Regions from separate parts of the Homo sapiens genome. Here region 1 is linked to region 2. The links are chromatin contacts, found by Hi-C or POLR2A ChIA-PET in ENCODE. All regions are on one chromosome and are shown on one strand. Each heading gives the region's core, a stretch centred on a gene start or an enhancer-like site at or near the end of the contact. The rest is flanking DNA. Distances are from core to core; before and after follow the strand shown.

The links. Hi-C counts contacts between places; a loop is a spot of excess contacts on that map. ChIA-PET counts read pairs that join two places held with the same protein, here RNA polymerase II (POLR2A).
Region 1: a loop to region 2 is called in a map of B cell, with 12 times the contacts of the local background. The contact joins two enhancer-like sites. A Hi-C loop is called at or near these places in 1 of 168 maps with a recorded cell type or tissue (B cell). POLR2A ChIA-PET finds 5 or more read pairs at or near these places in 1 of 52 experiments (activated naive CD8-positive, alpha-beta T cell).

What each region holds. Positions count from the first base shown.
Region 1 is chr13:29,495,624-29,498,709 of GRCh38, reverse strand. MTUS2 (microtubule associated scaffold protein 2) reads right to left here. Exons shown (of 16, transcript NM_001033602.4): 13 at 1,374-1,472; 14 at 173-292. Among named protein-coding and RNA genes, the nearest start is that of MTUS2-AS1, 9.4 kb to the right of the region's middle. RefSeq lists an enhancer at 2,108-2,187. Within about 2 kb of position 1,514, at least 12 of the 41 ENCODE cell types and tissues checked have a DNase peak (open chromatin) inside an H3K27ac peak, as active enhancers do.
Region 2 is chr13:33,546,840-33,549,904 of GRCh38, reverse strand. It overlaps a transcript of STARD13 not described here. Among named protein-coding and RNA genes, the nearest start is that of LINC02344, 210 kb to the right of the region's middle. Within about 2 kb of position 1,629, at least 2 of the 41 ENCODE cell types and tissues checked have a DNase peak (open chromatin) inside an H3K27ac peak, as active enhancers do.

The DNA of each region.
Region 1 (3,086 bases), core at 265-2,764, 4.1 Mb after region 2:
CCTTATGAGAGCTCCTGGATTCCTGGGAAAGGCCAGCTGTGGGATTTTCTGCTTGGGTGTAAGCAATGGGCAGGTAAGGGACACACCTGGCTGAACACCATCAACGATGACATCAGTGATGACAGCAGGAATGTCATGGAGGTTACTCTCCCGAGCAAACAGACCAACTCACCAGCTTTTCCAGCTCAAGAATCTTCTTTTCTTGCTCGTGTATTTGCTGATTCTTCATTTCTAATACCTGCTTCAGACTCTTCATGTCTTCTTCCAAGTGCTGATAAGGAGCCAATGCAATCTACAGAGGCAGAGAGCCATGAGCTGTTGACCAGGATTCCCGGCAAAACCCAGTATTAACCAATGTCACGAATCCAGCTAAATCTATCCTCCTGGGACAAGCGCCCTGATGGCAACTGCAACACCAAAGAGAGAGGATGCTCACAGCCTTCCCTGATAAAGGGGCCCTGCTAGTTTCCTGCTGAGAACCCTCCTAAAATCCAGTTCTGTGGGGGAACAGGTGAGACATGGCCATCAACCACTGGCAAGTCTGACTCCAGAATTGCTGGGGGCTGCCAGCCTGTGCCCAGCAGGGAATTCATGGGGTAGAAAGAGTAAACCCAACACTGGCTTTTAACATTCACCCGGCCGACTTGATTCACCAGGTAGCTGGGACTCTTATAGGTCCCACCTATGCCCATAAAAAGCTCAGGCATAGGAAATGAGCAAAGTGGTTTAAGAAGCAGAAAAGCCATTTTAGAAAAAGTCATGTTGGAGTAGTGCTGCAGGATATAACAAATTAAAATATAGTGTGTCCTGTTAAATCCAAATTCAGATAAATGACATTTTAAAAAATTCAGTATAAGTATTGCATGGGACATACTTATACTCAAAAATTTATTTATCTGTAATTCAAGTTTAACTGGGTGTCCTGTATTTTATTTGGCAACCCCATGTTAGAGGGAAGGAGTTTTGCCAGCTTTTCTGGAAAAAATTCCCCTCAACTGAACGCATGCTGCAGCCAAGGCTGCCCCATGTCAGCTTAAAAAGTTGCGGGAGAATGGGCTGGAAGGGGTGGTCAGGCCAGCGGAGGGGGGTTTCCAGACCATGCTTATCATAGGAGCCCCACGACTCCAGCTGGGGAATGCTGTGGAATTTGGCAAAAATAACACGTAGCTGGAGAAACCCACAGCTGCTGTCTGTCTCAGGGGAGAGCTGCTGACAGGAATTGTTTAAAAATCCAGGGGAGGTCGTGACCAGCTGTCACTTCAGCAGCGGATTCACAGAGAGGCCTTGTCTTGGGACGAGACTGCTGAGGGAGTCCCTCGGCCTTGCTGGGGCGGGGTTCCTGCGGGGCTGGAAGCCTGGAATCCAGAAACGACCTCCAGCTGCTCCTCTGTGTTCTTCCTCAAGGCCTCTTCGAAGCGGCGGGCTCTGTCCCGCAGAGACTGGCTCTGGAAGGTCAGCGTGTCCACCTGGTCCTGCAAGTAATGATACAAGGAGTCCAGCTGGGGCCACTACAGACAGCAGCCACCACAGCCTGGGCAGCTGTGATCAGCAGGCCACCACTGTGCCCTGGGCATCCTCAGAGTGTTTCCCTTGGGGCTGAAGAAAGAGGTGCCAAAGGAGAGCCCCCACAACCACACAACAGAGGATGGTTTCCCCCAACGCCTGCCCTCGGCTCCCTCCTTCTTAGTGCTTTGTCAGGAAGACACCACAAAAACACTGAACTGGAGGCATTTCACAACATCTGACCCCACAGAGGCAGACAGTCCTCGGAGAGAATCCTCAGAGGTGCCTCTTGTCCAGGAGGCACCTAGCCCCTGGCTTTGGGAAGGACCGCGATGAATGTATTTCAAAGATGTATTCTCATTTAGGAAGCTCAATTCAGATCCCTTCAAACCCTCCTTGACTTCTTTCTCTCCCTTGGGACCCCTCCCACATCAACAAACCTTCTAATCACCAAGTCCATAATCAACTCCTGCCATCCTGCCTCCTGAATGTCCCTAGAACCCACAGAGTCCCCTGAGCTCAGGCCACTCTGCCGGCTCCTTCCTGGCACGGTTCCTCTTTTTCTCTGAATTACCACTCTTTTGCCCTCACACTGCAGTCAGGCACTCTTTCTAATGTGCAAACCGGAACCTGTCCTTCCCCTATCTCCTCCTCCACTGCCCTCAAGGTGCAGTGCACACTCCCTAACACAGCATCCTCCCAGCCCCGCTGCCTCCCTTTCCTCTCGCAGCCAGCTCTCCTGCTGGCAGTGCCTACCTCCAGCCAGCTCCCTCTCACTCCCGCTTCACTCTGGCTCCCACACAGTCTTCCTGGCCTCAGGACTGGGTTGCATGTCCTTAATAGGAGCTGCCACGTAAGCTGAGTCCACACAGTCTCCTCCTCCCTGCTCAGACCTGCCCCGTGGCCAGACTGGCGCTCCCAGCCCTCAACCTTCCCATGCCTGTCAGCTAGGCAGGCAGCTGGCTGCTCTCCACCTGCAGGCTGAAGGAATACAGGCATGTCTATGGAGACACTGCACCCCTTCCCCAGGTCCCAGGGCAGATGCACCTGCACTGACCCTGCCCCACTCAGCTCTGGCCATGACTCTCAGGACCACAGGCTGGGAAAGGACCACTGATGCCCAAGGAGACCTTCACCCTTCATGTCTCACTCATGCAGACCAGTCCAAAGCTCTTTGCACAGGACCATTTCTGTAATATCAAAACACAGAAACTAGGGTCTCCCATGAACTCTTCTAAAAAATATATAGATATAGATATAGATATATAGATACACACACACACACACACACATATAAAGAGAGAGAGAGAGAAAAAGAGAGACAAAGACAGAGACAGAGACAGGGTCTCACTCTGTCGCCCAGGCTAGAGTGCAGTGGTATGATCTTGGCTCACTGCAACCTCCACCTCCCAGACTCAAGTGATCCTCCCATCTCAGCCTTCCAAGTAGCTGGGACTACAGGCGTGCACCACCACACCCAGCTAATGTTTGTATTTTTAGTAGAGATGGGGTTTTGCCATGTTGCCCAGGCTGGTCTCGAACTCCTGACCTCAAGTGATCCACCCACCTCGGCCTCCCAGAGT
Region 2 (3,065 bases), core at 380-2,879:
GACAAATACACAGTTGTGCATGCCTGGCACAACCTCTGGGCTATAACTATGTTCAGTGATGGTGATGAACAAAGTGGTGACTTTGAAGGTTTCTATATGTCACATGAGAAAAAAAATAATGTCTGACCTCCATACATATACAAAAAAATACACCTTCAGAGTCTGGCAGTAAGATGGAAGAAACAGATGTCATGTAAGTTTTTACCAGCAATAATGCGGCTCTAATTATTCATTCATTGATCCATGGGGAAATAGCCAAAATGGTTCTTAATCAAGGTGATTATGATAATAGTGATGATGAAGATGATGTTAACACCGTAGAAAAAGTGCCTATAGATGACATGGTGAAAATGTGTGATGGGCTTATTGAAGGACTACAGCAGTTTATTTAGTATCCCCAAATGGGTTAAAACATGGATTTTTAGATTTTAAAATGCTGGGCTTCACCCTCAGAGTTTCTCATTCAATAGATTTTGGTCAGGGGACAAGAATGTGTATTTCTAACAAGTTTCCAGGTGATGATGATATCATCCTGGGATCCACACTTTACAATTCAATGACCGAGTATATTTATTTTTATGAGAGAATGTGTATTACTTGATTTCAGTTTATTCTCAATTACACAAAAAATAAATGAGGACACTTAATATTTTGAAAACATAAGATGGAAGAATGTATAGCTATAGCAACACATCTAACTAAACTATTACTCAGTAACCAAAAAAACTCAATAGATTCTCCAAAGCACAAATCAAGATGTCCTTTGCTGAACTGTATGAAGTTTCTGTGTTTTATTTTAATTAACTGACATGCTAAGGACAAACATTTTCTCGAACTTATTTGTTCTATAAATTGTTAACACATGAGTTTAAAAATATTTATATGGTAATAATTATCAGTCATCTTTTCTTTTGATTACTGATTGCTTTTGTGATTTAAAAAAATATTTTTCTATCCCGAGATTAGATATTCACCAGCAATTTCCTGATTTTTGATTTTGTCTTTCTTTACATATATCACTTTGGTCTACCTAGAAATTATTTTGATGCATGTATATTTTACTCAATTTTTAACTAAAATAAATACAATTATTTTTATACAGAAAATTCTTTAGGCATACTATATTCAGGGCATTGCAGTAAATACTCTCAGTGTTTATAATTATCTTTGTAAGATGCATATTAAAACAGCAAACATTGTTGAATTCTCCAAGTTAGTTTTATTTTATAGCATGAGGTGGTATAATCTTCTTAAGCATTCCTGGAAATATTTTTTTAAAAAAAATCACAAACGTATCACACATATCTAAAATTAAGTGTGCCAACTATATACCTTTGATGTTTCCTGAGAGTCCTGAGTTTGCAAAACCTTACCTATATAGCAACATTCAACTGTGTACAATTTTATGAATCAGGCATCACATTTTCCACGAGTCCACTCCACAGAAATGGCTTCAGTCCATTTCATCAAACTGCTATGTTGTGTCAATAAGCTTTCTATGCACTATTCCACTTTTAAGAACTGATGGCCCTTGTACATTTGGGTTTTTTTCAACCAACAGTTGCATGCTAAGAACATCTTCCAAATTCTGTTAGAAGACTGAAGAGGAACTTGGTCAGTTTTTCAGCAGTCATCCATGTCCTCTTGTTCTCATTTCTGTTTTCTTCCTCCAAAAAAAATCACTTCCCCTATCTTTGGCTCATTTATTTTTCTATGGTATATCACTGCCTAGCATTGGAGTTGTTTTAACTTTTTCCTTCACCTAGCATTACTTATCAACATGATAGTTACATTCCCAAAAACTATATTGTAAAAGAAAGCAGGGATGAAATATTTAAGACCTGATAGGAAAAGCAGGTTTAGGAGATCAGAGTTATAGTGAATCTAAAATAAAGGCTGATGGCTCATTAAATAAATCAACTAATGGCATTTTAAATATTTTTAAATAGAAAAAATTGGCATTGTTCAATAACTAGTATTCCTTCTTCCTAACAAACTTTTTATTTCATTAACCTACTAATCATCTAAGATTCTTATGAATATGTTTTTCCTTCTTGTAAATAAAAATTGTTATGAAATATTTTTTCTTGGATCTTCATGAAATGAAAAATGCTTTTAAGTTTTATTATTCAATTACCTTATTTAGCCCTGGAAAATTGAAGAAGAAAATGCCAGTGCACTGTGATATAGTCTTAAAATCCTTCTAAATGCATTGTTTTATATTCAAAAGAACTTAATGCCAAGGCATAAATGACCACAGCAGAGCACTGCTCTACCCTAAAGGTTTTACATCCCAATTCCTTTCCTTTGGCTTATGTTGTCTCAGTTTTCTATATTTCTCTCAAGGTTACGTTACAAAATTATCTATACATACTTGCTCTTCCATATATTTTACCTCTTCTTCTCAGGGCCCTATGTTTTGCTGTAATTTTAAAAATTATCTTCAAGAAAAATTGCCCAATTTTTACAAACATAGTATCCTAAATTCCCACATTTGTGAAAAAAGTATAAATATGTAAATACACATATGTAAAATTTTGTACAGTAGGAATGTTCATTGGGGAAACGTTACTGAAACTGACACAAAGTGTTTAACAGAAATTTGCTTAAAGGGATCAAATTTCACCTGGCATAGGAACATATTTAAAACAGTGGGGTTGACACAATAGCTACATCTGTGTAACCAAACCATCAAGGCTGACAAACTAAATCCAGTTGTTAGTAAAGTTAATGACTAATTCTGATCAATACATGGCCAAAAGAAAAAGAAAACACTGTATCATAAGAGCTGAAAAACATCTACTGGGAAATGACTATTTTGTGAATACTTAAAAGCCTTATAAATGTACTATTATATTTTCACTTTTTCTAAAGTATTATAATTGGCAGGGCTCAAATTAGTAAAGTTAAATATATTTCAACATTTTATTAAACACTGAAAATATTTTATCCATATCAAGTATCAGGGGCTTAAAATGAGCTATTCCAAAAAAAAGTATCTCTCATCAATACTTTCACTTTAAAAGAATTATTATAATTTATCCATATATGAAATACAAAAATTA